Linked DNA regions of Homo sapiens: all the other regions are linked to region 4. A link is a loop called in an ENCODE intact Hi-C map of the cell type or tissue named here. Cell type or tissue: heart left ventricle. All regions are shown on one strand.

What was found. A loop is a pair of places that touch in the nucleus more often than their neighbours do. Peaks named below come from ENCODE experiments on the same cell type or tissue, not always from the same donor. Only the 100,000 strongest peaks of a DNase experiment are listed, where the experiment ranks them.
Region 1: a loop joins it to region 4, with 2.8 times the contacts of the local background. A loop is called at or near these places in 26 of 110 quality-filtered maps.
Region 2: a loop joins it to region 4, with 4 times the contacts of the local background. A loop is called at or near these places in 6 of 110 quality-filtered maps.
Region 3: a loop joins it to region 4, with 3 times the contacts of the local background. A loop is called at or near these places in 13 of 110 quality-filtered maps.

What each region holds. Positions count from the first base shown.
Region 1 is chr12:91,351,336-91,359,335 of GRCh38, reverse strand. All of the region lies in intron 2 of LINC02823 (long intergenic non-protein coding RNA 2823), which reads right to left. It overlaps LOC105369896 (a long non-coding RNA gene), which reads left to right. Exons shown (of 9, transcript XR_001749251.2): 8 at 6,101-6,251. Among named protein-coding and RNA genes, the nearest start is that of LINC02823, 28 kb to the right of the region's middle. In heart left ventricle, a CTCF peak has its summit at 3,747 (motif pointing right); a DNase peak (open chromatin) is centred at 3,765.
Region 2 is chr12:91,272,939-91,280,938 of GRCh38, reverse strand. It overlaps LOC105369896 (a long non-coding RNA gene), which reads left to right. Exons shown (of 9, transcript XR_001749251.2): 9 at 4,104-4,714. Among named protein-coding and RNA genes, the nearest start is that of LINC02823, 50 kb to the left of the region's middle. RefSeq lists an enhancer at 7,944-8,000. In heart left ventricle, no CTCF peak of the experiment used is centred here; no DNase peak of the experiment used is centred here; H3K27ac peaks cover 4,373 bases.
Region 3 is chr12:91,239,593-91,247,592 of GRCh38, reverse strand. No RefSeq gene overlaps it. Among named protein-coding and RNA genes, the nearest start is that of DCN, 61 kb to the right of the region's middle. In heart left ventricle, a CTCF peak has its summit at 4,189; no DNase peak of the experiment used is centred here; H3K27ac peaks cover 3,365 bases.
Region 4 is chr12:91,173,542-91,181,541 of GRCh38, reverse strand. DCN (decorin) reads left to right here. Exons shown (of 8, transcript NM_001920.5): 2 at 2,957-3,200. The coding sequence starts at 2,990. Among named protein-coding and RNA genes, the nearest start is that of DCN, 5.3 kb to the left of the region's middle. In heart left ventricle, a CTCF peak has its summit at 3,329; no DNase peak of the experiment used is centred here; H3K4me3 peaks cover 8,000 bases; H3K27ac peaks cover 8,000 bases.

The DNA of each region.
Region 1 (8,000 bases), 180 kb before region 4:
CCCTGGGCTTTATCTCTGGATTTATTTTGCGTAAGGAAGAATTGCATTTCTTCCTTGATAGACAATTTTCTTTTCCAGTCTTTGTTTCAAATTACACAACTCATGACTTATATACTGAAAGGATGGGAAGTGATCTAATTCAGTGAAAGTCATACCTGGTGAGGGACTATCTCTGTGGGTACAAGTTGGAGGCACCTCAGGCTTTGGCTTACAGAACGGTATAGAGCCACTTTTCATTCTCAGAAATATGTACCATCCCTTTGGAATCCCTGATTTTTCTCACCTCCTCCCTGAGAATAATTTCACTATTTTGAATACGGTATTTTCAGGAAGGCCCATAGGCTGGGCCAGCTATGGCTGCCTTTCATTGCCATTTGGTTATCTGATTAAGCATTGGTGTATGCACATATATGAACTATTATGTCATAATTCAAAAAGTATCCATATTACTTTTCTGCAATGGTAAATTCTTGGGCCAGGAATGTTAACCTGTGAAGAGGACAGTATGTGTGACTTTCAGAACAATTCCACATGGTGACAGCTTCTGGCATGCTCATGTTCCTCCTGTGGACTAAAAATTGGCATCTGAAAGACATGGTAGAACTAACAAGGGATATGACGGGGCTTCAGGGAGGTGGTGGAGAAGCAGGAACGCACTCCAATTGCACTTAACATTTTCCTTCTTTAAACCACATGTCCCAGGGTTTTTACTATGATAACTGAGAAGTCAATGAAACCTCCAATAGGAGTCACAAAACCCAGAGAAAATGTTTAGTTCCCTATAATTAATAGGTTCAAGCACATTGGTGATCATAGGCACTTTTTCTGACGCAGTGATTTTTCCTTATTGGGACACTATATGCCTAGCGTGTTTTTTCACAGAGGTTTGGCAGGATTGGAAATCACCAAGGGATAATTTCAAGTCTTCAATGCCAAGACAACTGGCATCTGAAGGTGTTATTACTTGTGTCCTTTCAGAGTTCTGCCAAGAATAATTACACCACTAAACCAACTAACCCTACAAAGTAATATATATTTCTCAGTAATCTTTTCTGTTAATTAATGAAAACTGACAGTAGTCAAAGAAATAATTGAGCATCCTTTTGAGATTGAAAGAACTCACTAGATATGTATGTATGTTATCAGTTGTTTGCTTTCACTTTTGCCCTCAGCTGGCATACATATTTGATAGTACCCACTTCTCAAGATAAGCCTTGATAGTAGTCTCAAAGATACTGTGCAAGGCCGCTTGACCTCAGGGTGCAGTTTTCTGGTCTATGTTAGTGAAATCCTTTAGTGTAGAAAAGCCTTAATACATCTGTATTTTGTTATCTTTCTTATGAGCCACCATAATGGCAGATGCCTGAAGACTACTGCATGGAGAAACTGGGCAATTAATTAGTATCCAATTATTATTTTAAATTTTTTATTATACTTTAAGTTCTGGGGTACATATGCAGAAGGTGCAGGTTTGTTACATAGGTATGCACGTGCCGTGGTGGTTTGCTGCACCCATCAACTTGTCATCTACATTAGGTATTTCTCCTAATGCTATCCCTCCCCTAGCAATTATTAGGATCTTATAAGTCCTCGATTATAAGCGATGCAATCTTTTTGAGTGCTAGCTTGAAACTGGCAAACAAATATTCTTCTGCATTCTATTGGCCAGAGCAAATCACAAGGCAAACTCAGATTCAAAGGAATGAGGAAATAGCCTCTTGATGGGATGAGGTTCAAAGTTCCACTGCAAAACACATGAAACAGAGAGGCAGGAAAAACAGGAATAATGCCTGCAATCAATCAATCTGCCACAGTAAAATAGCACAAGGTGCCAAGGGAGCATATAGAACATGCATATATTCCAGCCTAGAAAGTCAGCTCTTTCCCAGAGGCTGCAATTTCTGGGCTTAATCTTGAATGATGGTTGTCACTGAAAAGGTAAGGATGAGAGTCAGCGGTAGGGAAGGCACTTAAAGGCATGGGTAACCTAAGCAGGCATAAAGTCAGGACACAGTACCTCTTTGAAAAGTGCGGTATTTGTGTGGGCAAGTAAAAAATGAGAGAGGCAAAAACCAAGTTCTTAAAACACAGTCAGCCTTGTATGCATTTTGGAAATTCTCTATGCTTGCTTTCTTTTCAAATTATTTTGTGACCTTGTTATCTGTCTAAAAACTTAAGTTTTTCTGTTCTCCTTGATGTGCAGAGGTAGAGGAAAACATACCCAGGAATAATGTAATTTTTGACTTTCGCTGTGCGTAGAAATATCTTCTTTGACAGAGTTGTCCTCAGTGTTGTGTTTTGAAGGGCTAATGAATATTTCTTCTTCTGAGATAGTCCAGAAGGGAGCCATTTAGAATGCCTGATGTGTGGATAGATGGCCGTCAATCAATATGTCTACAAAGCAATTCTCTGAATGCCAGAGGATAGTGAAGAAAACTAGAAGGAATTTGAAATGAGAAAGTATGACTTTTAGGCCATTAAGGTTTTCTTTCAAATACCTGGTATGATGAAAGGGAAATAGAAAAAAACTCCAACAGCTGTTAATACATGGAACTAAAAGATGAGTGTGTAATATAGAAATTGATAAAACCATTAGTCTAGATGAGCTTTCATAAAGCATTTGATTCTCATCATTTTCTATTGACTCTTTATGGTATAACGTATTCCACAATTTAAAATTATCTTAGTTTTCATAATTTCAAAAAATATCAAATTTTATTATATGTTATGAAATACTGGCCCCAAGCCAAATTATTTTGTCATTTGTTTGGAATGAGATCCATGAGTTCCTTAAGACATATGTCCAGAACTAAAATATTTTCATAACTATAAGATAATATTGTTCTTTTTAAAGTTTTGTTTTTCAGGGTTTTAGCATTTCATATACATAATTTCCTTTTCCCAACTGCCCTCACCTATTTCCCTGGCATACTACTGGTATTTACCTGAGACTTAACTCAAGTTTATTTTTGCCTATATAAAGCTTATTCTGTCTTTGCAACCCTGCTCCACCCCAACTCACAGAATTGAACACTCTCTTTTTATGTGCAAGCACTGAAGTTGGCACCAGTCTCTGGGATCTACTCTAATATCTGTTATCACAACACATTGCACATTGTATTAATGTTTTCTTCATCATTAGACTGTAATTTATTTAAGAGTTAAGTCTGTGTTTTCTTACTCTTTGTGTCCTTTCTTCCTGTGGTGATGACATAGCAACTGCCCAATACATACTCATGGAAGTTAACTTATGAATAAATAAGTGAGTGGCTTTCAACTGCAGATGCAACTTTGAATGAGACGGCATCTGTTTCCACACCAAAAAAATTTTAAAACATAATATTTAGATTTCTTTCAATAATTAATTATTTATAAAGTCCTTTTGCATACTCCATCATTCAACTGATACTTACAACAATAATATCAGCCCCATTTTAAAAGTAAGAGCGTTCATGTTCATAGTAAGTCATGCAACTACATGAAAACTCAAGTATTCAGCTAAAGACACACATCCTATATTGCACACTGTTGAGAGAAATAGCAACTAAATGGGATGGCAATTCTGTGATTAACCTCTGTAACAAAAAGATTGGGTCATTTCTTTTCTTCTATTCATTTTTCTTGTGTACAAGTAAGAGAGGTCTACAAGGTGACCCCCAAGTTCCCTTCAACTCTAGCATATGAAATCTGCTCACTCACATACTCATTAAACGCTCTGTCTCTGGCCACCACATCAACTGACCACGAGATGGCGATGCAGCTTAACTCAGCACCCAGGTCTGTAACCCCAGCATCTAATGAAAGCCGTGCCCAAGGCAATTTCCCATATTCAGCAAATTTTAAAACATAGACATTCTGTCATATTTGAGAACTCACCACCTCCTTTTTCAAATATGACTACTGGCATGGAGAAAATGTTTCAAGATGCCAGCCATCCCTAAGATCAAGCAAGAGGGACATCAACTTGAGGCCAGTGCTAGTGAACAGACTAAGAAAGCTCATTTACATGACGGAAGACAAAGTATAATATCCACACCAGGGCAACTTTACCAGGTAGAAAAATTGGAGACTGCGTCTTCATCAGACTCTAAATTTCGATACTTTCAACACCAGATTTGTTCTCTGTTGAATCCCTGTAAATATTTAGCATGAACAAATGCACTAAGCACCAACTAGGAGTACCTCAATATGATGGGGTCTAGGGAAGAGGTAGTCAGTCTTCTGTAAAAGTTCACAATCAGACTCATATGTGTAACATATGTTTAATGAACACATATTGTGTGACAAGCTCATGTGTTAGGTCTCAGATAAATAGCATTAATAGTGGCTACTATTATTTGTTATTTATTGATTGCTAATTGCCACGGCATATGCATAGCACTCTAAATTTCAACTCATTAAATATTTATGAAAACATTACATATTAAGGGCTAGTAGCCCTATTTTACAGATAATGAAAAGTAGGCTCAAAGAGGTTAAGGCAATTTGCTACGATTACTACCATTTACTAAGATTACTGCCATTACTAAGATTACTGAGTCCTGGTTTTACAATAATGGAAAAGCAAGAACACTGAGGATAGAGGAAAGGCATACGCCAGCAAACATAACACATAATATTCCTGACAATAACCAGAAGTGCAGTCAAGGACACTTTCAGAGCACAATGCTTCTTCCTTGCCTTGGTCCCTGAAATTCACTTCCACTTGTTCAGAAAAAGAAAAAAGTAGGATTTCTGATTTGTTTTACAATATCCATTGTCTACCAATTCTCTCATGGCAGTATGGTCTTCAGCTGGCCCACTTGGGGATCCCTAATCCTGAACATTTTATTACCTCTTTTGCAACCAGTGCTGCTACTGGGCTTGTACTCTTGGAAACATTTCACAGGCAAGACTCCTCCAACCCATACAGAGGCTAGAAAGAAGGCAAAGAGACACGTTCTCAGAATGATATAACAAGAATCCCTCATCAAGGCTTGGTTTGTGTCTCTGTTAAAACGTAGTTGAGACATGGAATCAACCTAAATGCCCATCAATGATAGACTGGATAAAGAAAATGTGGCACATATATACCATAGAATACTATGCAGCCATAAAGAAGAATGAGATCATGTCTTTTGCAGGGATGTTAATGGAGCCGGAGACCATTATCTTTAGCAAACTAACACAAGAACAGAAAACCAAATATTGCATGTTCTCATTTATAAGTGGTAGCTAAGTTATGAGAACACATGGGTGCACAGCTAGAAATAGCACACACTGGGACCTTTCAGAGAGTGGAGTGTGGGAGAAGAGAGAGAATCATGAAAAATAACAAATGGGTAATAGGCGTAATACCTGGGTAATGAAATAATCTGTACAACAAACCCTCATGACACAAGTTTATCTATGTAACAAACCTGTACATGTACCCCTAAACTTAAAATAAGTAAAAACAAACAGAAAAGAATAGTTATTTTTAAAAGTTTATATCACTTCTACCAAGGAGCATAATTAATTTTGGCCATCATTAGAATATATTTGCTGTATGATTAACTGAAACATAAAATAATTTTATAATATACCAAGGCTCTGAAATAAATGCTGATTTTTTTCTTGACTCGGAGTGTGGGTTCCAAGGTATTTTTGTCCCATGTCAGCTGTTCTAGGGTGCCACATTCTCATTTCAGTTCTCTTTTGTTTTAGCTGTTATTTATATAATTGCTTGAAGTATCATATTTATTGATTTTTTTCCCACAGTTTGGTTCTCACTACATAAATCTGGCTATATTACCAGTACGGTAACTCTAGCCCTGTGGAGACAATGTGGCATAGAAGTTGAAATCCTTAACTCTGGAGACAGACTGACTAGCTTCTAATCCCACTCCTGCCACTTATTTCATGAGCAGTCTTGGGAAATGTGCTTAACCTCTCTATGCCTTAATGTTGTCATCCATAAAATGATAATGATTCATTTTTGACATACAACAGAGTTAGAAAGCATCTACTATATTCCACACAATGCTCAAGTAAAAATCACTAAATAGAACAGACCCCAAATCCCTGCTTTTGTGGGAGATGACAAGGGTAATGCACATCAATGGAATTTGTGTCCTTATAGGCTCAAGGAGCTCTCTTGTTCCTTCCACCATCTGAGAACACAGTGAGAAGTCCCCAGGCTTCAACCTGAAAAAGGGCCCTCATCAGAACCTGATCATCAGAACTTGGCACCCCAATCTTTGTCTTCTGATCTACATTGTGACCTAAGTCAGGTAAATACATCTGGCATACATCTTTGACATTTTTATACAATCTCTATGCACTGTGGTTTTAGATGTGCAATAATTTGTACAATGGTTTATTCCCAAGAACAGATTTTTTGTGTGTGTATACTTCCTTGCTTTAATAAATATATGATATAAATTTAAATAAATTTCTATTTTGTATATTTTTGTTTTGTTTTTTGTTTTTTGTTTTGTTTTGTTTTTGAGATGGAGTCTTGCTCTGTTGCCCAGACTGGAGTGTAGTGGCATGATCTCGGCTCACTGCAACCTCTGACTCCCAGGTTGAAGTGATTCTCCTGCCTCAGCCTCCCAAATAGCTGGGATTACAGGCACCCACCACCATGTCCAGCTAATTTTTGTATTTTACTAGAGACAGGGCTTCACCATGTTGGCCAGGCTGGTCTTGAACTCCTGACCTCAAGCTATCCACCTACCCCAGCCTCCCAAAGTGCTGGGATTACAGGGGTGAGCCACCACACCCAGCGTATTTTGTATATTTGTAAAGTACAAAGTAAAATGAACATTTTATGGAGTTTGTATTTTGCATACCCAATGTGAGAATTAAGTTTTAAATAAATAAACCTATAATATTTTATCTGAACAAAAAAAAAACAGAACTGTGATAAATTTATATTGCTTATAAGCTACCAAATTTATGGCATTTTGTTATAATAGGTTAAAGAGACTAAGACAAATAAGGTGTTGGACATCTTTTATTTGGTATTTGGTATTTATTTGGTATTTATACATCTTCTTTGATGAGGTATCTGTTAAGGTCTTTAGCCATGTTTAAATTAGTTGTTAGTTTCTTATTGTTGATTTTTAAGAGTTCGTCATGTATTTTGGGTAACGGTCCTTTCTCAGAAGTGTCTTTTGCAAATATTTGCCCTATTCTGTGGCTTATTTTCTCATTCTTTTGACATTAACTTTTGCAGTACATGACGTTTGTTCCATCACCGTTTGCTGAAAGAACAATCCTTGCTCCATGATATTGCTTTTGCTCCTTTGTTGTATTGGGCTGTTTTTGCATTACTACAAAGGAATACCTGCGACTGGGTAATTTATAAAGAAAAGAGGTTTAACTGGCTCATGATTCTGCAGGTTTTATAGGAAGCATGCTGCTGGCATCTGCTTAGCTTCTAAGGAGGGCCTCAGGAAGCTTACAATCATGGCAGAAGGCGAAGGGGTAGCAGGCACGTAACATGCTAAAAGCAGGAGCAAGTGAGAGAGAGGGAGGTGCCACTCACTTTTAAACAGCCAGATTTCACAAGAACTCACTCATTATTTTGAGGACAGCACCAAGAGGTTGGTGTTAAATCATTCAGGAGAAATCTCCCGCCAAGATCCATTGACCTCTCACCAGGCCCCAACTCCAGCATTGGGGATTGCATTTCAACATGAGGTTTGGGAAGAGACAAATATCTAAGCTATATTATCTGTCAAAGACCAGTTATCTATATTTATATGAGTCTATTTCTGGGCTCCCACTTCTTATCCATTGATATATTTGTCTATTCTTTCACCGATACCATCCTGTCTTGATTACTATTGCTTTACTCTTTGAGCATTTAAATATTATATGCTTGTTATAGTATTTATAAATGTTTGTAATTTCCTATTTTGATTTCCTTCTTTACTCTAAGACTTACTGATAAATATGTTTTTAAAACTATACACATACAAATTTTAGAGGCTTTCACTTGTTAACTTCTTATATGTTATTTGCTTCTGCAATTT
Region 2 (8,000 bases), 99 kb before region 4:
TTCACCCACAATCACACATATCTACCTACCCCCAGCCTGATCCTCCTCTTCTCTTCCTTTTCTACGGATAGGCATGTTGAGTTTGAAGTGTTTGTGTAAAATTATAATAGAGATCTACCATATGCAGTGAGATTTGAGACTGAAATTCAGAAAAGTTGTCTGGAATGGAGCTACAAGTAAAAGAAGCATGATTCTGGATAAGATAGCATGGGAATATTGTATAGAGTGAGAAGAGGAGAGGGCCTAGGATTCAACCATGACTAGTTGCAACATTTAAAGTCTAAGCAGAAAAGTGCAAGCCAAATTGGCAAAAAAAGACAAGGAAAATGTGGCCACAGAGGTGGCAAGAGAATCTAGTGTCATGAAAGTCAACAGAATAGAGTGTTCTGGAAAGAGGCAATTTAATGATGCTGCATAGTCAAGAGTAGAAAATGTCCAGTAGTTTGAGTGTTATTAAGGTTTTTGAAACCATATTAAAAATGATTTCAGTGACATAAACGAATGGAAACCATAATGAAGAGGATGAATAAGAGGAGAGGAAATTTGAAAAGTACTTTAACGTCCTCCCGTTGCTCTTAGCATAAAACCCAAAATTCCTTATCTAATTTGCAACACACCCTCTGACCTGTTCCTTCTTTCTTCTCTGGCTCATCTCATGGCATTTCCCTACTTTGAACTCCAAGTAACACTGTGTTTATTTCAGTTCTCTGAATATGCCAGTCTTGTCCACCAGACTGTAAGTTTTATGAGGGATGGAATCAGGTCTGTCTTGCTGAATAAACTTCCTCAGTATCTAGCAGAGTGGCTTACATGAGGTAGATGTCCAATAATGATTTCTTGAATCTATTAATAACACTTCTTGTGCTTAAATGAAATATAGGAGTGAGGGGAAGAAGACATAAGGGGAAAAAAGGAAGAGCCAAAAAGCAGAGGAGAGAACAAGAAGAGAAACAAAAGGCGGGGTAGAAAAAGAAAACATAAAAACAAATACAGAGGTCAACAATTACCAGATTTCCTAGATAAAATCCAAAGTCTTTAATTATCTGTAGCTTACACATGCATGAACATGCTTTACCATGATTACACATGATTTGCCTCTTGACTAAGAGGTACACATGATTTACCCTTTGACTAAGTTTGTAGTTCTCGTCTGGCCATTGGTCCACATCCACTCCAACACATTCTTGCACTATAGCCTACACTCGAGCCCTGGAAAACTGTATGCATTAATTGCATAGGAAATAATCTGTATTATTTGTTATATTATCTCTGACTACTAGGCTTTTAAAATGCTATTCCTTTTGCCTGGATCTTTCCTCCCTTCCCAAAGTTCAAACAAGTGATTGAACTGTTTTCTACTAAACCATGTATCTCAGCTTAGATCTTACATTCTTCTGAAAGTGTTTTTTCATAGTACTCCAATGAAGATTAGCATTATGGCAGTATATAAATAACATTGTTTTTGGTACATAGTGTAAACTAATTAAAAATAAATATTATTATTGGTGTAGTGGTTATCTTTATATAATACTTAGAGTGATTGAGGGAAATATGTTTTGCTTTTGCCAAAAATTTATTATTGAGCTATGAAGGGGATTCTAGAGTATTAACCAAGTTCTTATTAGTTTTAAGCCACATCTGACTCACAGTCAAGGTATACAAGCAGTAATTAAGAAATTTGACATGAAAGTTTTTTTTTTTTTTTTGGCTAACTTTGCTGTTTTCTTTTTAAACATTTTGGCCAACAGTTGTCACAGCAAGGATTTGTTATTTATTGAAAGTTTGCAATGATTAACAGGCCCTGTAGTGATGCACATATCCTGAGTGCTCCGAAAGAGAGAAAAGGTACTTGTGTGCTCTTTTGAGAATATGTAGATGTAGTGGGGCAGTGGATTACATGGACAGTGATGGTTTGATTATAGTGAGTATCTTCATGTAGGAATCCATGCTTTTGTTTATTTGAGAAGACAGCTTCAAAGCAAAATCCTATTTTACGGACTTCAACAAGAAATATAGTCTTAGGAACAATGGGGTATATGCTTGGTTTTCTTCTGAAATAATCAGTCTTATTTTCTTTAAGAAGACAATACATGATATGGAAAAGAATAATCAGTCTTACTTTCTTTAAGAAGACAATACTTGTTTGTGGAAACAAACAAAAAAACTGACAGAATTTTAGCTATTTTATAAACGATAAATTGGCAAAAATGCTGAAATAATTTTATATATCTGACACAATTGAAGTACCACTTTACTTAAAATCTGAGATCAGGATTTACATGGTGAAGGGCAAAAACCATGTTCAATTGAATCTGAGTAAAAAATATCTTAGTCACTCACATGTCTAGGTTGGAATTATTTCTATAATTATCACACCTTTAGACCAATTTTTAAATATGGAATTATTTAAACCATGAAAATATATCATACCACACTTTTCAAAAAAGGGGAAATAATTTATTCATCAGATATCTACTATATGTCTACTATGTGGCATATATATGTTGTATATTTCAGTTACTAAGGATACAGCAGTGAACAAAACAGACAAATATCTCTGCCTTTCTGCAGTTCAAGTCTAATATGGGTGGAGAAATGAATAATATGCAAATAAATCATATGTCAGAGAGTCTTGAATGGTATAAAAACAATGTAACTAAGTAGGGCAGGAGAAGTGGGTGGAAGAGTTGCTGTTTGAAAAAGAATGTGAGGAAAGCTTGAATGAGTTAGATGAGAATTGAAGTGGTAAGACTGTGGCCATCAGATATGAGGAGGAAGAGCATTTCTAAGGGCAGAACAGAGCAAGTACAAAGACCCAGAGATGAGGTTGTGCTTAATGTGTTTGGGAAATTGCAAGGAAGCTAGTGTGAGTATGATGATAATAAGGGTCTGAGATAGTGTGAAGGGCAACGTGAATGGAGGAGTGCATGTCAGGGAAGAAAGAGGTCAGAAAATTGGAAAGGGTATGGATGTGGATATTGAAATCATATTTATAGGGTATATGTCATATTTTGATACATGCACAGAATGTATAATGATCAAGTCAGGGTATTTAGGATATCCATCACCTTAAGCGTTTATCATTTCTTTGTGTTGGGAACACTTTAAATCCTTTCTTCCAACTATGTTGAAATATACAATATGTTGCCGGGCGCTGTGGCTCACGCCTGTAATCCCAGCACTTTGGGAGGCCGAGGCGGGTGGATCATGAGGTCAGGAGATCGAGACCATTCTGGCTAACACGGTGAAACCCTGTCTCTACTAAAAATACAAAAAAATAGCCGGACGTGGTGGCAGGCGCCTGTAGTCCTAGCTACTCAGGAGGCTGAGGCAGGAGAATGGCGTGAACCTGGGAGGAGGAGCTTGCAGCGAGCTGAGATCACGCCACTGCACCCCAGCCTGGGCGACAGAGCGAGACTCCATCTCAAAAAAAAAAAAAAATGTGTATTTATACACACACACACACACACACACACACCCACACACCCACACACACACACAATATGTTGTTGCTAACTCTTGTCACCCTACTGTGCTATTGAATATCAGAAATCCTTACATCTGACTGTATGTTTATATTTTGATAAAATGACATTCAAAGGAAGGTATTTTCATGGAGGAGAAAGGGAATATAGCCTGAAATGAGCAGCTTCTAGAAGAGCAGAGAGGACAACTGGCTGGAGCGATGGGGGAGAGAAAAAAGCCTGGTCTAGGGTTTTGAGGGATGTGGGAGAAACAGTTACCACTTGAGAAGGCTGCAGAGGAAGCAGTGTTCTCAGAGGTGAGACTCAATTCAACTAAAGCAATAAAATAAATGCAGAGTCAAAGTTAAAGGTAGGGGATTTTGTGGATGACTGACAGTTAATCAGTTACAAAATACTCAGTGATTTGTCAGCTTCAAAAAGTGTTTTTGTGATTTGGCCTTTAAGATTTAATTTTAAAACCATACCTGCTAATCACTTATCTTATTTGTTCAGATTTAGAGGTGGAGACACAATCAATGCCAAGTTTTTGTAACTAGTCTAAATGTGAAATACACAGAGCTCTGGCCTTGCTCCAATTATGGGAATAATTATAAATATCATTTTAACTTCATTTTTCAGAACGGGGCCATAGCAGGCATAAAAGCAACAATTTATCAAACTGCCTGAGGGAATGATGTAAAAAATGCTCATCAAGAATATCCATCTGGACAGGACAAAAAATGACGCTGAGAGGACTTTGGAGAGTTTCTACCCAGTTTTCCTAAATTCCAGGAAGTTTTCTTAGTAGAAATGATGATGACTGAAAGCTACTTCATTTCTGGGATACTTGAGACTTCTGGTCTGCATATGTGACTGTAGGAAGAAATAAATAATTTATGTTTTGGAAAAACCCTAATTACCTAAAGATGACTCTCATGGAGTAAAAGGGAAATGGGCATTTGTCTTGTTTTCCCAAACTCTTTCAGTACTCAGTGAATAAAAATTAAGGTAACAACATGAATTCAGAAGGGCTTCTTATTTGAGCTCTCTTACCTGTGCAGACTTATATTATTGTGTGTGTGACAGGCATTTTCCTTATTTTATTTTATACAATGTGTGTGAATAAATTTTTATACAACTTCTTTTATTAAAGGCAGAGAATGCTTCAGCTTACCTTTGTATTATCTACATTTTGGAAACAGAATGAATATTCAAATGTTGAATTAGCTCGAATAAATGAATAGTTCTTATTTTCCAAGTTTTCCATTTTTAAATACATGTGATTACCAGTACCAAGAAAAGTTTCAGAAGGTAAAAAGGAAAAATAATAACTATTTTTCTGGTTTGTCTTTGTCTTTCATTGTCACATATTTTACTTCTTAGTCTTGCTTGATAGCAGTCATGCAAAAAAGAACAATCCAACTTCGAAAATCAGGCAGTTAATGTTTTTACGGATATGATAAATACACCGATGACTCTTCCACAAAGAAAATGTCAATCTTCAAATGTAATACACATAAAACCTAGCTTTCTTAGCGTTTAGTGCCAATATCACTTTCAAACAAGCAACAGCCTGTTACCCAAGGAATTAAAAGTAATTTGCATCTTTAATGAAGCCTCTCTTGAAATTACCACAGGGTAAAATAAAGAATATATTCTTAACACATAGAAAAACTTCTAATACATAACTTTTCCTTATATGTTTTAGTTTTACCTATCTCCCACAAATAAGTGACTATCCCAAATCTCTCTCCTCTTCCTTTCTAAACTACTCCAAACTCTCTTTTGACCTTTGGTTATGATGATCTTACAAATTTTTTTTCCCATTGCCATTATTCTATCCCCTGACCTGCTGTGACATCCATTTACATAAAATTGTCCAGAAATCTGTTGGTGAGACCAAACCTTCTTTAGCTGAAATGGGGAAACGATGGGCTGTGAAAACTCAAGCTTTAATATTTTAGCCCTGGCCAAATAAGTTATAGTAGGGGTTCAGCAGAAGTGAGTGAGAAAGAAAAATCTTTATTTGATCTTCAGGATTTCCAACTAAAAACACCAGTTAGAAAAATATTTACATTAAGCCTCCAAAGTAAAAAGATTTTGCTGGGTCTTTGCTTTAGTTTAGATTTGAAATAGAAATGAAAACTTCTCATGGCTCTCATTCCATATATGGATTAATTTCTTATCCAAATATTCTTTTGCTTTTGCTCAGTAGCTCTTGGGGATTTTCTCACTGTCATGCCCATGAAAGAAAGAAGGGCACTCAAGGAGAAGATTCTAACACTGAACTGCGTGGAAGGTTGAGAAAAAAGGGAACTACCATTTTCCAGAAGCCTTTTAAAGGGAAACAGAACACAAATCCTCTAATTAGCAAGAGCAGACTCAAGACAAGCAGGCAGCCTTCTGTTTACCTCAGGACTAGGAAGGAGACCAGCTGGCATTCTCTCAAAGATAGCAAATGCTATTTATTGCTGTGTGAAAGAACCTTGCCAGATTAAGTGTATTTGAAGAAAAAAAAAATAAAGTTTACATGAGTGTTTTTTAAACCCCTGAAGAAAATGAGTTTGGTATAAGAAGATTCTCTGGAAGCCAAGTTAACTCTGCAGTGTTCTTTTCTTCTTCATCTGCAAATTGAAAATAATACTATTTGGCCTACGCAGTCTCTCGGATTTGTTGGGAGGATCATAAAAAATAATATTTGTGAAAGCATGTGAAGAAATAAGCTATAACTTTCCATTTATACTGTACAAATGTAAAACAGTTTTATATATTTTGATTATTATCATGACTATCATAAGGCCAATGTACAAACCTGGCTTTTTTGAAATAAAATTAATAGAAAAGGATTGGACTATTGGGCCTCCCTGGAACATGTGAAGCAATTTAGAAAAAATTAAGTATTAAATAATCATTTAAAAATCACTTGGATGCAGTATCAGCTTTGAAGCTTCTAGGCTACAGTGTACCTTTATATGTATTATTATAGTGTTTTCTTTAGTATTGTGTGATAAAAGAGGCAAACTTCTATGAAAAATTCAGAAACTAATAAGATGTACATAATATGAAAAGAAAAAAAGAAAGGGAAATCGTCAAAACTGGTTCCACAGCAGAATATTTTAATAATGCAAATTATAGCAAAATGCAAGCTGAGAAATCACCAAAATAATAAAGCGATTTATAGACTTAAAAACTACCTTTTCTATTGAATTAGAGCACAAAGAAAAATCATTTTAATCTAGATAATTGTGGGATTTACAATTTTCTTTTAAAAAGAAAATTTGCTTTGTAAATGTTAGTATTGGTCAATATCACCAACAACTTTACTTTGTGAGATCTTGTCAGCTGGAAGAGACCATAGCAATGTTCGAGGTTTTTTGTTTGTTTGTTTGTTTTGCTTTGTGGTAGGGGTACTCCTGACACTTGAAGTGGGAAAATTCTTCATTGTGCTTTGGAGATGTGTAGCATTCCCATTCTGAGGGAAACAGGCATCAGAAGGCTCTCATAGTCACAGTGACAAACAAAGTTGTCAAAATATCCCTCCGGATTTCCAGCAATCGCTCAGATGGTGGTAAATTCTACTCCATCTTTCCTGGGAGCCACTTCATATTACACATCAGGAATCAGAGTCCCAAGGAAGTTAGTAGATTTTCCAAAATCCACAGAATGGCAGACCTGAGACGCAACTTTCCTTCCTGGTACTTTTCCACTACCTCATATGCCTCCTCTCCAAGTTCCCGTAAAGTGCAATTGGAATAACCGTGTGTGACACAACAAAGTTTGAACAGAGATTACCTCTCTAGAGCAGTAATGAGGGCACAAAAGTGAAAGGAATTTCACTTTTCCATATTTTTGTGAATTCTTTTAATAATTCACAATAAGTACACATTGGATTTGTGATGTTTAAAACAAAAAACAAAATTCTATTTGATGTCCTTTCTTGCTACTCGTAAGACAGTTTAGAGAAGAATATTTTTGAATACTCCGTGGAGTACTTCTTTCCATTTTTATGCATGGAAAGAAATGACACCAAATGCTGTCCGGGTGTTACTCTTCTTCATGTTTATAACACACTCTCTGTTTCTTTTAAATATTAAGTATTATGAATAGGATGTTCCTTCCATTTGATTTTTTCATTTTTACTCTTTTTTTCTTTTCTCCTCCTCCCATCTCACTATGCAATGTCAGTGAAGTATTCCCCCATGTCATATATTGGTGGCCCTACACTGAAACATGACAAAATCATGGCAAGGATAAAATGGATGGGACCATTGAAAACACAGGTGACAAAATACACTTTTTCTAAAGATAGTATTTGCAAATGTGATTTTTCAACAGGGCAGAAGGCAGACTAGATTAAGTCATTTCCAATGCTAACAAATAAAATACCTATTTTGAAAACTGAGGGTATCATTTACCAACCTGAGACCACTAGTTTTACCAAATTCAGACCTCCCTCATCAGTGGCGTACAGACTACATTATTTTAGAGGATTATTCCTATTTTCACATATTTTCTTCACCAGCCTTTCATCACATG
Region 3 (8,000 bases), 66 kb before region 4:
AAACTCCAACACCCATTAATTACAAAAACTCTCAGAAAGTTATAATTACAGAATATTTGCTTGAACATGATAGCAAAATGTAAAAAAAAAAAAAAGTTTATAGCTAACAGTATATGTAATAGTGAAATACTGAAAGCTTTGCCCCTAAGATTAGGAACATATTAAAGATGTCTACTCTTACCTCCTATATTTAACATAGTACTACAAGTTCTGGTCACTCCAGTGAGGGAAGAAAAAGAAATGAAAGTTATACAGATTGGAATGTAAGAAATAAAATTGTCCCTATCTGCAGATGACACGATTGTCTTAGAAGAAAATTCCAAGATATCTCTATAAAAATTAAAAAGTAGAACTGTTAAGTTAGTTCAGTAGTTTGAAAGATACAAAACCAACACAAAGAAACTCATTCTTATATGTTAAAAAATAGCATGTGAAAACAAATTAAAAACACAATACCGTTTTTAATCACTCCAAATAAAATGAAACTCATGTATAAACTTAAGAAAATGCATACAGGATCTCTACACTGAATATCCCAATATATTGTTTGAAATAAATAAAATACCTAAATAAATGATGAGAGTTACTCTGTTAATGAACTGTGATTCAAGATATGAACAATCTTCTAATTGATCTATATGTTTAATGCAATTTCCAACAAGATTTACATAGGCATAATCAAGCTTATTCTAAAGTTTATATGGTAACACACAGACTCAAGAATAGCTAAAACAATCTTGACAAAGAATACAATAGAAGGAATTATTCTACCTGATATTAAGTCTTACTATTTAGCTATAATAAATGAGAGGGTATATTATGGCATAGGGATACAAGCAAATATCGATAGTAAAGAGTAGAAAATCCAATAATAGACCCAAAGGAATACCGACATGATTGCAATAAAGTTCAAAAACAACTTGCTAGATGAAGGATAGCCTTCTCAACAAACAGTGCTGGAGCAACTGTATATCATAGGCAAAATATGAACTTTGATTTAAATTACATGTTATTCTAAAAGTGAACTCAAGATGGATCACAGACTTAAATGTAAAACAAAATGATTGATAAATTGAACCTCATCAAAATGAAAAACTTTTCCTTTGACAGTGACCTTTATGAGTATGAAAAGACAAACCACAGACTTGGAGAAAACATTTGCAAACCTATCTGACAAAGGACTAGTATCTAGAATATATAATGAACTTTCAAAACTCAACATTAAAAAGAAAACAATTCAATTAGAAAATGGGCAATAGCCAAATATATTTCAACCAATGAGGATATGCAGATAGCAAATAAGCAAAAGAAAAGATATTCAAAATTATTATGTATTAAGGACATTCAAATTAAAATCACAATGAGACATTACTACAGGACTATCAGAATGAATAAAATGAAAAATAGTTACAACACCAAATGCTGGTCAGGAGACATACAAATTAGCTCACTCATACATTGTTGCTGGGAATGTGAGATGGTACAGCCATTCTGGGGAGCAGTTTAGCATTTGCTTATAAAACTAAATATATATAGTTACTTCGTGACCCAGCAATTGAATCCTTGGGTGTATATTCTAGAGAAATGAAGAGTAATGCTCACAATAATATGTATATGAATGTTCACAGTAGTTTTGTTAATAATAGCAAAAAAACTGGAAGCAATCCAAATGTTCTTCAACTGTTGAATAAACAAGCTTGATACAACCGTACCATGAAACATTACTCAGCAATAAAGACACAAACTATATTATTGATACAAAGCAACTCAGATAAATCTCAAGGAAATTGTGCTCTGTAAAAAAAGCCAATGCTGAAATATATGATTTCATTGATATAACATTCTTGAATTGACAAAATGGTAGAGACAAAGAACAGATTAGTAGATGCCCAGGTGTTATGAATGGGGGGACAGGTAGAGGAAGGTAGATATTGTTATAAAAGTACAATCAGAGGTATCCTTACAAGTGATAATTTATAAATTATAAATGTTTATAATTAAAAATCAAAAGAAACAAGTAAAATGGCAGTTGTTTTTTATTTGCAAAATGTTTTTAAAATTATACTTTAAGTTCTGAGATACATGTGTAGAACATGCAGATTTGTTATATAGGTATACGTGTGCCATGGTGGTTTGCTACACCCATCAACCCATCATCTACATTAGGTATTTATCCTAATGTTGTCTCTCCCCTACCCTCCAAACCCCAACAGGGCCCGGTGTGTAATGTTCCCCTCCCTTTGTCCATGTGTTCTCATTGTTCAGCTCCTACTTATGAGTGAGAATATGCGGTGTTTGGTTTTCTGTTCCTGTGTTAGTTTGCTGAGAATGATAGTTTCCAGCTTCATCCATGCCCCTGCAAAGGACATGAACTCATCCTTTTTATGGCTGCACAGTATTCCATGGTGTATATGTGCCACATTTTCTTTATCCAGTCTAACACTGATGGGCATTTGGGTTGGTTCCAAGGTAGAGTAATTCCTTCCATTGTATTTTTTGTCAAGATTGTTTTAACTATTCTTGAATCTGTGTGTTTCCATATAAACTTTAGAATAAGCTTGATTATGTCTATACAAATCTTGCTGGAAATTGCATTAAACATATAGATCAATTAGAAGATTGTTCATATCTTGAATCACAGTTCATTAACATAGTAGCTCTCATCATTTATTTAGGTCTTTGATTTCTTTTTTTGCAACCCCTGCACTTTTTTGCTTTCCATTTGCTTGGTAAATATTCCTCCATCCCTTTATTTTGAACCTATGTGTGCCTTTGCATGTGATATGGGTCTCCTGAATACAGCACACCAATGAGTCTTGACTCTTCATCCAATTTGCCAGTCTGTGTCTTTTAATTTGGGCATTTAGCCCATTTACATTTAAGGTTAATATCATTATTTGTGAATTTGGTCCTGTCGTGATGCTAGCTGGTTATTTTGCCTGTTGGTTGTTGCAGTTTCTTCATAGTGTCAATGTTCTTTACAATTTGGTATGTTTTTGCAGTGGCTGGTGCTGGTTTTTCCTTTCCATATTTAGTGCTTCCTTCAGGAGCTCTTGTAAGGCAGGTCTGGTGGTGACAAAACCTCTCAGCATTTGCTTTTCTGTAAAAATTTGTATTTCTCCTTTGCTTATGAAGCTTAGTTTGGCTGGTTATAAAATTCTGGATTAAATTTTTTTTTTAATAATATTGAACATTGGCCCCCTCTCTCTTCTGGCTTGTAGAGTTTCTGCTGAGAGATCCGCTGTTAGTCTGATGGCCTTCCCTTTTTGGATAACCCGACCTTTCTCTCTGGCTGCCCTTAACATTTTTTCCTTCACTTCAACCTTAGTGCATCTGATGATTATGTGTCTTGGGGTTGCTCTTCTCTGGTAGTATCTTAGTGGTGTTCTCTGTATTTCCCAAATGTGAACGTTGGCCTGTCTTGCTAGGTTGGGGAAGATCTCCTGGATAATATCCTGAAGAGAGTGTTTTCCAGTTTGATTCCATTCACCCCATCACTTTCAGGTACACCAATCAAACATAGGTTTGGTCTTTCCACATTGTCCCATATTTCTTGAAGGCTTTGTTTGTCCCTTTTTATTATTTTTCCTCTAATCTTTTCTTCTTGCTTTATTTCATTAAGTTGATCTTCAATCTGTGATATCCTTTTTTCCCCGTGATTGATTCGGCTATTGACACTTGTGTATGCCTCCTGAAGTTCTTGTGCTGTGCTTTTCAGCTCCATCAAGTCATTATGTTTTTCTTTAAACTGAATATTCTAGTTAGTAATTCCTCTAACCTTTTTTCAAGGCTCTTAGCTTCCTTGCATTGGGTTAGAACATGCTCCTTTAGCTCAGAGGAGTTTGTTATTACCCACCTTCTGAAGCCTACTTCTGTCAATTCATCAAACTCTTTCTCTGTCCAGTTTGGTTCTCTTACTGGAGATGAGCTGTGATCCTTTGGAGAAGAAGCGTTCTGGTTTTTGGAATTTTCAGCCTTTTTGCACTGGTTTTTCATCATCTTGGTGGATTTATCTACCTTTGGTCTTTGATGTTGGTGATCTTCGGATGGGGTTTTTGTGTGGACATCCTTTTTGTTGATGTTGACGATATTCCTTTTTGTTTGTTAGTTTTCCTCCTAACAGTCAGGCCGCCCCTCTGGTGCAGGTCTGCTGGAGTTTACTGAAGGTCCACTTCAGACCCTGTTTGTCCAAGTATCACCAGCAGAGGCTGCAGAAGAGCAAAGATTGCTGCCTCTTCCTTCCCCTGAAAGCTTCATCCCAGAGGGGCACCCACCAGATGCCAGCCGGAACTCTCCTGTATGAGGTGTCTGTCGACCTCTGCTTGGAGGTGTCTCCCAGTCAGGAGGCACAGGGGTCAGGGACCCACTTGAGGAGGCAGTCTGTCCCTTAGCAGAGCTCGAGCACTGTGCTAGGAGATCTGCTGCTCTCTTCAGAGGCTGAAGACAGGAACATTTAAGTCTGCTGAAGCTGCGCCCACAGTTGCCCCTTCCCCCAGGTGCTCTGTCCCAGGGAGATGGGAGTTTTATCTCTAAGTCCCTGACTGGGGCTGCTGCCTTTCTTTCAGAGATACCCTGCCCAGAGAGGAGGAATCTAGAGAGGCAGTCTGGCTACAGCCGCTTTGCAGAGGTGGGCTCCACCCAATTTGAACTTCGCAGCCGGTTTGTTTACATTGTGAGGGGAAAACCGTCTACTCCAGCCTCAGTAATGGCTCACACCCCTCCCGTCACCAAGCTTGGCATCCCAGGTTGACTTCAGACTGCTCTCCTGGGAGCAAGAATTTCAAGCCAGTGGATTTTAGTTTGCTGGGCTCCATGGGGGTGTGATACGCTGAGCTAGAACACTTGGCTCCCTGGCTTCAGCCCCCTTTCCAGAGGAGTGAAGGGTTCTGTCTCGCTGTAGTTCCAGGCACCACTGGGGTATGAAAAAAAAACTCCTGCAGCTAGCTCGGTGTCTGCCCAAATGGCCGCCTAGTTTTGTACTTGAAACCCAGGGCCCGGGTGGTGTAGGCACCTGAGGGAATCTCCTGCTGCAGGTTGAGAACAAAAGCATAGTATCTGGGCTGGAATGCACCATTCCTCAGGGCATGGTCCCTCACGGCTTCCCTTGGCTAGCGGAGGGAGTTCCACAACCCCTTGCACTTCCTGGGTGAGGTGATGCCCCACCCTGCTTCGGCATACCCTCCATGGGCTGCACCCACTGTCTAACCAGTCCCAGTGAGATAAGCTGAGTACCTCAATTGGAAATGCAGAAATCACCCACCTTCTGCGTTGATCTCGCTGGTAGCTGCAGACCTGAGCTGTTCCTATTTGGCCATCTTGCCACCCCATCTAAAGGGCAGTTCTTAAGATTATGGCTGAGGTAAGTCATTGAAGAAATACGAAATCAAACAGTATAGCCTGTAAAACATCAACAGGACTTTGAATTAAATAAAACAGTAAATACCACTACAATCATAAATAGCGAGATGAATATTTAATAATATGCAAAGCACCTTACCCCCGGAAAAGAGAAATTGTTAGGTATGATACTCATATTTTCAGAAAATATTAATCAGAGATGCTTACTCTGGGAATGTTTCATGTGGTTATGCAAAAACTTTGAATACATGGCTGCAGACTTTGTCATAAAACTCAGTCTGTTCTTGGCACCATAATTTCAGAGGAATATGAAACATTTCAGAGGGTTTGAAAGAATCTCAGATTATTATTAAAGAGTTGGAGAAAAACATCTCTTTAAGTGAAAGCTAGAAGAATCAGCATGGTTTGAGGCAGAAAAGAGAATGACAGGAAGAAGCTTCAAGTTTTGTTGAAAGTTGTTAACCAAAGGTAGGAATTGGCTATTGTCTGTTTACACAGAGAAAGAAACAAGGTGACACAGATTTACTTCTCTACCTGAAAACATTTTAGCACAACAATAAAGTGACTTCAATGAGTACATGTTAAGAACTTAAATTTATTTAACTCTTAACATTATTAAATAGGCATTGTCGTGCCTTTAAAAAAGGATACATTAAGGCTCAAGAGTTTTTTTTTTGTTTGTTTTTTTTTTTTTTTTGCTTTTTGCCTAAGGCTGTACAATAAATGGTGGAATTTTCGTTCTAATCAAGAATGGCTAATTTCAGTCTTTCGGTTTCTAACCAATGCACCAGATCAGAGGTTGGCAAACTACGACTCAAGAAAATATATAGTCTTAGGCTTTTGTTGTATGACCCATGAGCTAAGAATGATTGTAATATATTTAACCACTTAGAGGTATAAAAAATTAAAAAATAATGTTTGATGACATGTGAAACTTGCATGACATTCAAATAGTTGACTAGTCCCACCAGAGACTATATGAGGTAACAAAGCCTAAAATATTTTTTTACAGAAAAAGTTTACTAATCCCTGCATTATGATATTCCACGCTGTATTGAACTGCATAAAGAAATATTCAACCTTGTAATGTTCTAGGAAGTAAAGGAATCTTCTCTGATGCACTATAAAACAAGATATATGCTCCTGTATCAGGAAGGGATGAATTTAGAGATATCTTGAAGATAGGAAAGCAAACGGGAGAGCTTCAGAAAAAATTCCAAAGCAATTATTCTTTGTACTTGTAAGCACTGGAAAATATATAAGGAAATTGGAATGGAAACCTGATGTTTCTCAAGGCACAGCACAATGGAAACAGCAGCCCATATCACATTTAAGCTGAGTAGAACATATGGTCTGGATCAGTGGTGCCCAAATCATGTAGCTTATGTTTTACGTGCTATAATGTTAAGCTCTAAACTCATTTTGTTTAGAAAAAAAATCAAAGAATAATATAAATCTCAAGATATTTCTGAAAATATTCCAAACAAATAACTATGCTGACTGTAATGCTATCAGCCCATGACTTCTAAAAATAAAATTTAAAAATCCAAGGTTTCTGTGAAATAATTGAGTGGAAAAAATAACAGTTCCTATGTCTAAGCCTCTCTTTTCCAGAGCATAATAATACCCTTAGTTGAAAATCCGTAACGTCAAGAGATAATCCCTGAAAACTATGCAGCATCCCTTCAAGCACTGCAGCAGAGGATTTGTGGAGAGATGGATGGGAGAATAATTCCTCTTTGCTTTCTTTGCCCTTTCCTTAATTTCAGAGATACTGTTGGTTTGCCTTCAGTGTATTACTTTCTTCCTAGAAGGATCCTTCTTTTTAGTTTATATGTGAGTAAATTATTTTGCATTAGCTATTGTGCAGATTATCATTTTTATTAACCAAACTGGTCTTTGGGGAGCACTGTATTAGAAAAAAAACATTAAATCTTTGAAAAACTCCTGGGACTCTAGTAAACATAGTGCAAACAAATACTGCCTCTTGTCTTCATTTCAGTTTTTTTCCATTCATAAAATAAAATAAACAATCTCTAACTCTTTTGCATTGCCACTCTCAAATGATCAAAAAACTTTGGAGTTTAAGAAAGATAAAACACGATAAAAGACATTGACCTTTTAAAAAAGAATTCATTGTATTCAGTCAATTAAGCATCATTCTATTTCAATGTAGTTTTGGCATAAATAGCTTGGGAGACAGAAAAGAGACATTTTTAGGAGTATCAGCCATTTCATTCTGACAACAAAACTGATTTCATGTCTTCTGTTAAGCATCCTATAAATCTAGATATTGGCATAATATTATTTAAAGTGTGATAAGTAAAGAAAAGAAAATGAATTTTGATTGGGCAGGGACTGGGAGAAGTCATTGTACCATTCATTCGTGGCTTCAATAGTTGATGTTAAAAAAGAACCATAAAGTACTGTTTTTCTGTGAGTAAGAGTGGATGTCTTGAGAGGTTCAGAAAAAGTTCACATTGGCCTTGCACAAATATGTTTTCCACAGCTCATTGCCAGGTTGGAGAGAAACAGAAGGGCAAGAAATTAGTAAAAAATTCTGATCTCACTTTGTGTTTCTGGACTTCCCTAGAGTGGGATGTACCAAAAAAATCACACTGGAGAGACTAATGCTTTTTTTC
Region 4 (8,000 bases):
GTAATTAGCATCTTGGACATTGTCATGCATTTTTAGACTACTTAAAACAGTTTCAGTATAATTTAAACAGCATATCATCTCAATAACAATCTCTTTGGTTACTACTTGGACAGCTGCTCTTTGCTCTTTATATTTCTGATTAATTAAGGAAAGAAGGAAATGACGAAAGGAATTATCAGTATTGACAGCCCACATTAAATGTTTTAAGATGCTGGGTCTTGAAGTACCATGACACTAATTTAAAACAGATGATTTTATGGAAGATTTTGCACAAAGTTTCTGGACATGCAATTATTTTTTCACAGTACAGTCAGGGTTAAATGCACACACACACATACACTCTCTCTCTGTCACACACACATGAACACACACACATACATTCTCTCTCTCTCACACACACACACACACGAGCAAATGAAAATGAAATAAAGGTCGGTGATTGAAGTTATAAGCTGCCTGTCTATATTCAGCTTCAATCAAAAAGAATATTGTTTGGAGAATTTGTACCATTTTAACAGGAGTAAACAAACATAAATTATAATACTATTTCTCTCAGCTAATACTCAACATTTTCTTTTTGTGGGTTGTTAGTGAAACAACCAGGCATGTTCTGCTCTGGAGAAAAGATTTCAAAGTGACATCTGCATTAACTGTCGTTGCTATTTATTAAATCTGCAATGACTTTGCTTCATTTTTCTTTTAAACTTGTAAGACATTAAATATGCAAGGCTAGCAAGCTTGTGGTAAACCATAAACATTGCATTTTTAATGGGAAACAGATACAAAACCACTCCCTCAGATACAATCCAAAGGAACAGGCTGCCAAAACAAAAGTCTTCTCTTAAAGGGATACTCAGTAACTGAATGAGAGTGGGCTGCTAGAAGAAGCTTAATGTTGAACTTAAAGTGGCAGTGTGAATAATAATCTTTATGATATTTTGTTAAATGAAAAGCCACAAGCCTGTATTCAACATGTGCTGCCTTAGACACATATCAGTAGTAAATATAAACTAAGAACAAACATGTAAGAAACTGAAAAACATTTGTTTCTTCTCTAGAGAATCTAGGCAAAAATTCCCAGAAGATACCTTAAGGTTAGATCATACAAAGATCTTTCTTTTCTCTTCTCTTCTTTCTTTCTCTCTCTCTCTCTCTTTCTTTCACTTTCTTCCTTTCTTTCTTTTTCTCTTTCTTTCTTTCCTTTTCTTTCTTCCTTCTTTCTTTCTTTCTTCCTTCCTTCTTTCTTTCTTCTTTTTTTTAATATGCTACAATTGGATAATGACTCAAAACAGCTGTAAGATTCTACTTACGAACGTACAGCTTTAATATGGATTCGTCTAAGTGTACAATTCAAGGTAGAGATGATGGGACTAAATATCTGCTATGATGGGACTAAATATCTACTATGTTTTGGAGATATCAGAATGGTTTCAATGCAATTTAAAAAATATTTCATCTCCCAAATGACTTTGCTGCTATATAATCAAGTACTTTTGTTATTCAGATTTATTACGATTTTGTCACTCAGATTTATTTAGTGCACTTCAGTTGATTTAACAACATAGATTCGTGCTTGTGGAATGAATGGATAAATATGGAATACATTTATCAAAACAATACTTGTTTTTTTACAAAATGCCCTGTTAGCAAAATGAGATCATATATACATCACATAAAAATCAGAATTTTCCATATGTGTTTATTAGCTTATTAAACATAATGTTTGAGAAACTAGGAAATTGATTTATTTTTTAAAGCCGATCTTGCTTATACCAAGTTGAGGTTTTCAATCTGCTTTTTTTATATCAGAAATTCGATACTGAAAAAAAGCTAATTTTGTGTTTTAAAAAATCAGACTGATTGCTTGGAACAAATGGAATAAATCGTCTTGTCAATAAAGTGATGGTCAATTGAGTCATTTGTGTGCAAAATATTGTGCAAGGCCCGGGTACAGAACAAGGAATAATAAGACACGCCCTGAAGGAGTACATCGTCTAGTGAGGGACAGACCAAGCACGCAAAACAAATTGCAATATAATGTGATAAGTTCTTTAAAAGAGGTAAGAGCAACGTGCTTTGGGAGCAGAGAAGAGGGAGAAAGCAGCATCTTGCCTGGATGAGCCAGGGGACACAGAAGAGAAGCCCACTATCTCATTTAATCTTTACAACTCTCTTGCAAGGTCGGTATTCTACATGGCAAGTAGCTTTGATTGTCAGGGTTCAGGTGAGGACTGGGAATGGAGTGACAATGAAAAGGAATGTGGCTAGAGCTATTAATTCATACCAATTTATGAGTGGTCTGACATACAGCACAGGGACTGTGGACAGTATTGATAAGCCATAGGAAGTTAATAAATGGTTTATAGTAGAAATTAATAAGACAAAATTGAATTTTTAGACGATGACTCAGGCAGCAAAATGGAAGATGGACTGAAATAGAGGAAATATGCAAGGCAGAGATGAATTAGAAGCTCTTGTAGTAGTTTAGGGAGAGATGAGAAGGGCCTGGATCAAAATAATTGTGGTAGGATGGAGAGATGTGACTGGCTTCCAGAGATATTTCTGAAGCAGAAATTGGAGATCTCCTATGTGGATAGAGATAATTTTATCTGACCATGTGTTAAGTGAGCATTGAAAAGCCCAACATGATTTATTACCATGACAATTTTGCAAATGATTTGGATATATAGTATATCATCTTAGTTTAGACCCAAAATTCAAACAAGCAGATTTAAATAATACTCAGATTTCTCATCCTAAGTAAATAGCTGTGCAAATGATACTATAATGTACCTGATTGTCTTTCAATACATTTTTAATGCTCTGCTTCCTGATAACAAATGAAATATTATTTTGCATCTTTTCTCTGTGCTCACTGTATTGTGGCATATTATATAAGAAACGACACACAGATTAGGCAGTGCTACTCTTCTTAAATCTCTCATTTGTTTCCTAGGTTCCCTGGTTGTGAAAATACATGAGATAAATCATGAAGGCCACTATCATCCTCCTTCTGCTTGCACAAGTTTCCTGGGCTGGACCGTTTCAACAGAGAGGCTTATTTGACTTTATGCTAGAAGATGAGGCTTCTGGGATAGGCCCAGAAGTTCCTGATGACCGCGACTTCGAGCCCTCCCTAGGCCCAGTGTGCCCCTTCCGCTGTCAATGCCATCTTCGAGTGGTCCAGTGTTCTGATTTGGGTGAGTGGGATGCAGTTTCTCTTTACCTACCTTACTTGTTTTATTCTTGGGAATGGCAACTCTGAGAGTTTAGCATTTTCAGTTTTAATCTCTCTAAATTTGAGAGACAGTGCCACCTAATGAGGAGTAAAGGAAGCAGAACAGGATAGAAAGAAAAGTAGCGTTGTTGTTCTCTCTTTCTCTCTCTCTCTCCCTCTCTGTCCCTCTTCCTTTTTTCCTCCATTACTTTGCAATCTTGGACAAATCATTTTTAAAAATATTTCTGAGCTTTATATCCCTTCTTCTACAAAATAAAATTTTGAATTAAAAAAGTCTTATGTTCTAAAATTTCAGAGTAATGGTTTAATCTTAATTCTATAATATGCTTTTATAAAATATTAGATATTAAGAAAATCAGGTCAGTCTCTCTACTATTCACTTAGCCCAGACAACAGAGTTTCAACATTACTAAATTGTAAAATAATCAGTTATCAAAAGCAAAACACATCAAATTTTATGACAAAATCTTATCTTTCAAGTATCAAAATACTCCCTTAATCTCTGAGTCTTAGTTTTGTCTTTACTTTTGACATTTTGTAATCCAGCTGCTTATATTCTTTAGAAAGTTTCAAAGGAAATATTTATCACTAAGGTATGGTGTAAATATTCAATATAATTGTGTTACATATATCTTTAGCCTAACACCCTAAAGACAGTTTGATTTATCATCTTTTCAGAAAAATTTGGTCTGGAAATTCCAAGAGCATTACACTTAGAAGATAAATCTCCAGAAAGATTGAAGCTCAGTGGATGGGCCAAAGGGGAATGAACTCAGTTTACATGGCAGCTCATTCACATTCCTCCTTTTGAAGGGGTGTATTTTCTTACTGGAGATGAAAAGAAAAAAAAATCTTTATATCATGATTCCGCCATGTGTACTTCCTTCTGGAAGAAATTCCATACTATGATCAGGCACTTCTTTCAGAAGTCCTATATTTACTCAGAACATGCTTTCTAGCAGTAGTTTGCAGAAGAAAAATGCAACTTCTACAATTGGAATAAACTGCCTATAGGAACCCAGAAAAAATATAAAGTATATTCAGTAGTAACGACTGAAAAACACTTGAAATAGCTTCTTCAACACATATATTGTATAGCTATTTAAAACCCAAATACAAATGTTATATGAAGACTTTCAAAAGGCCGCAGGATAATTCCAATGGATCTATTTGTTCAGTCATTCAGAAGCTATATCGGGAACCCATCATGGATGAGCTCTGCTCTAGGCATGGGGAGAAAGGATGAGGAAGACAAATATGGCCCTAGTTCTTGTGGATCTTATGTTCTAGTGGTGGTGACTATTACTTTTTGAATTGTGTATTTGCCACAGGGGAGATTGGATTACTCTTCAGAAATTTTATAAGCATCTAGAGATGACCTGCATTATTGCCTTGGGCAGGAAAATAACAGGGTTGAAAAAAATCTGAACAAAGAAATCACCATTTGATGGATATACACAGGATAATCTTTTCTGAAGTTACTAAAATGGCGAAGTTCCCAAAAAATGTAATGCGAATTAAATTTCACTTTGCCTCTGAGAAAAAGTTAAAAGAATTTATTATTACTCTCGCTACATGTATTATCAAAAATGAAGGGTTGATATTTTTAAGGAAAGAAGAGTTGGCCAGTCACTTTAGTGAAGTTTTATTTTTTCGTAAATATAGTTTGCCTTTGCTTCCATGAAAAAATAGCTCATAAACCTTGACCCTGATGAAAGCACTGGGCCAGTTTTCCAATTCTCTGTTATGTAAAAAGGCATAAGTCAATTGTTCAAAGTGAAACAACAACAACAACAACAAAATGTAGTCTTAGGAAGCAGCAAGTTCACTGACTTGGGATCTTTATGACAGTTTTGTTGTTGCCATTGATATTGTTTTGTTTATTTTTTGTTTTCAGATGAGAAAGTTTTCTACATGTTATCTTTTTTCTAGGAGCTCAAAGTGTACATCATTCCTTTATTATAGCTAGGTTTACTGACTCATATACTAAGGAAGTAGCTAAAATTATAAAAATAATTTGTTTTTAAAACCATATTTAACTAAGGGAACTAAGTAAGTTCCAATGAGCAGTGGTCTCATGCAAGGTATTTTCAATATTTTAAAATTTACAGATGAATATTTAAATATATTATAAAAGTTTTAATCAGCTATCTCTAAGAAAATACATTTCTTAAAGGGAAATGAAATTCACTTGACTTTAAATAAAACAAATGAACTCATTTCATGTTTTTAACTATTATCTAACTCTTCCTTACTTTATGATGCTGGCAAGCTGTTGAGAGCCTTGACATCTCCATCTGCAGAAAAATCACAGTCTTAGAAATCCTATTAATCGTGTGAGGTACCTGGGTCATAGTAGCAGCTTCATGCAGTGTTAAAATTATATGATGATTATATGCAGTAACAGATGAAGAAAAAAAGAAAGAAAGCAGGAGAAATGCACCACCTCATTCATTGTAAATGCAGTATAGTTGATTTTTTAATTTGTTTTATGTCCTCTAGTGATCTAAGCATGAAGCTTGAATTATTATAATAAAGAAAATAAATGCAATGCAGTTGGGGATGGCAAATGTTAATGCTTATCTGTATCAAAGACTAACACTGTCTTCAGGATTATCCTTGGTGGATTATCCTTGGCAGACACTTAATGAGCAGAGAGAAGCTACAATGTTGAAGGACAAAAGTCCTTTGTCATCTTATTATCGAAATAATGTTTAATACAAATAAACTTTTTAAATTAAAATGTTTGACTACTTTTTACCACTAAGAAATATTCTTGGCAAAGTTAAACAACATCAAAATTTTAAACAATTCTTTCAAAGCTAAGAAGTAAAAACCTATGAAATTAAAATTATGTAATTACTCTGCAGGATAATTTGATGCCTCTGGAAAAATGCATGGACTGTTTTAGTCCCTAATTCTAATTTATCACAGTAGTATTAACACGTGCTTTTTTTTTTTTTTAAGAGGATGAGGGATTGAGACAGTAAACATGAATTCCTCATAGATATTGGCCAAGTTGTTTCATTGAACTTGTTGCAACTTACCTTGTAATTGGAACCACAATTTTATGAGACCCATATCTTGTCTTCTTTTATCTATCATGTTAAGAAATAAACCAGTTCCCTCTTAATTATAGCATTTATTTCAAAAAGCAATGTTAAAAATAAATGTAGAGTTAGCAAATTCAGAAGTCTTTCAGTTACTTTATAATAATAAATCCACAATGTAACTCATTCTTCTAAAAATCAAAAAAATTTAAAACGTTCTGATTTTGATGGGATTTTCTATTTTATATGCTTGGCATCCTGAAGAAGACAGCTTCCCTTACTTAGGTACTCTTTGGCTTAGCCATTCATCTTTGGATCAAGTGTCACCAGGTAGTATAATTTGGTATGGACTTAACACCTCATTACTGAAATGCAAATCAGTCCTGACAAGTCAAATAAGAACAAGTATTGTCTTTTGACTAGTCTCCAAAATTAAAATAATAATTCTTGATGTATTTCTTATAAACAAATTTCAGAAGAGTTAAAATGCCTCTTAAAACTATTTAATAGTGGAAAGAACTTGGGCTGTGCAGTTAAACACCTCTGATCTCAAATTCTGCTTTGCTGTTTACTACCTGTAACCTTGAAACTTTCAAAACTTTGTTTCCTCATTTGATAAATGGAAATATATCTTATTTCACTGGGTAAGAATAGAAAAATATATGCACAAATGTTTATTATAGTAACTTACATTTCACTTACCATTTCAGGCAAAGTTGGCTAAGAACATGAGGCTGTTTCTGATATTTCCTTTTATTTTTATGTATTAATGAGAATAATAGGTATAGGCCATATACTTATTAGAGACTCTCAATGACTTATACTTATTATTCTCAATTCATATTATATCATATTATACTCATTGAAAATAAGCCATATACTTATTAGAGACTTATTTAGAGTCTTATTAGAGACTTATTAAGAGTCTCTAATAAGTATATGGGTTGTCAAGCTAGACACAAAATAGTACCATCTCTCTCCACCTCTCTAAAGAGGACCACATCATCTCCAAATGTAAATAGACAAGAACAAAAAAAATTGTGCATTTACTAGGCAATTGAATGTTCTCCAAACCAATATTCCTTTGAACAAAATGAGTTTGTTTGATTTGAGAACAATGAAGTATTTGGCTATTTTATAATCATAAGTGATTCATACCCCCACACACTTAGCCCTCTAGAAATGGTGCCAGAAGATGAAACACATTTAATTTTGCCATATAGAAGCATTGCAAATAACTACTGGTTTCTAATAATGTACCTTATAATGCAAATAATGTTTTAATTTTTAAAAATATCAGAAAAAGTACAACCTTTTAAATTATGTAGTTGCTTCTTCTTCATAATCATTTTTCTTGAACTGGTGAAAAATTTTGTCAGAAGTTACCACTTGGGACATATTGTACTACAGCTTCTCGCTTGGCTGGAGAAACTGGTTTTCCAGAAGCAGACCTTATACAAGAGGTAAATGAACCATTAGACTTCTCCCATGAAATCAACCCAGAAAAATAAATTAGGACTATTTTGTAGAGGAACAGACAGAATGCTAGAGGCTCAGTTGCCTTTATCATTTATGTCTGGCTCTGCAGCAGCAGGGGTGTGAGGTGCTCCTCATTCAGAGTTTCGAATGCACCAAAAGGGTGTTTCCAAAACATGATATGGGAAGGAGGCTGTGCACAGAGTATGACCACTGGATTGCCTAAATTGACATTG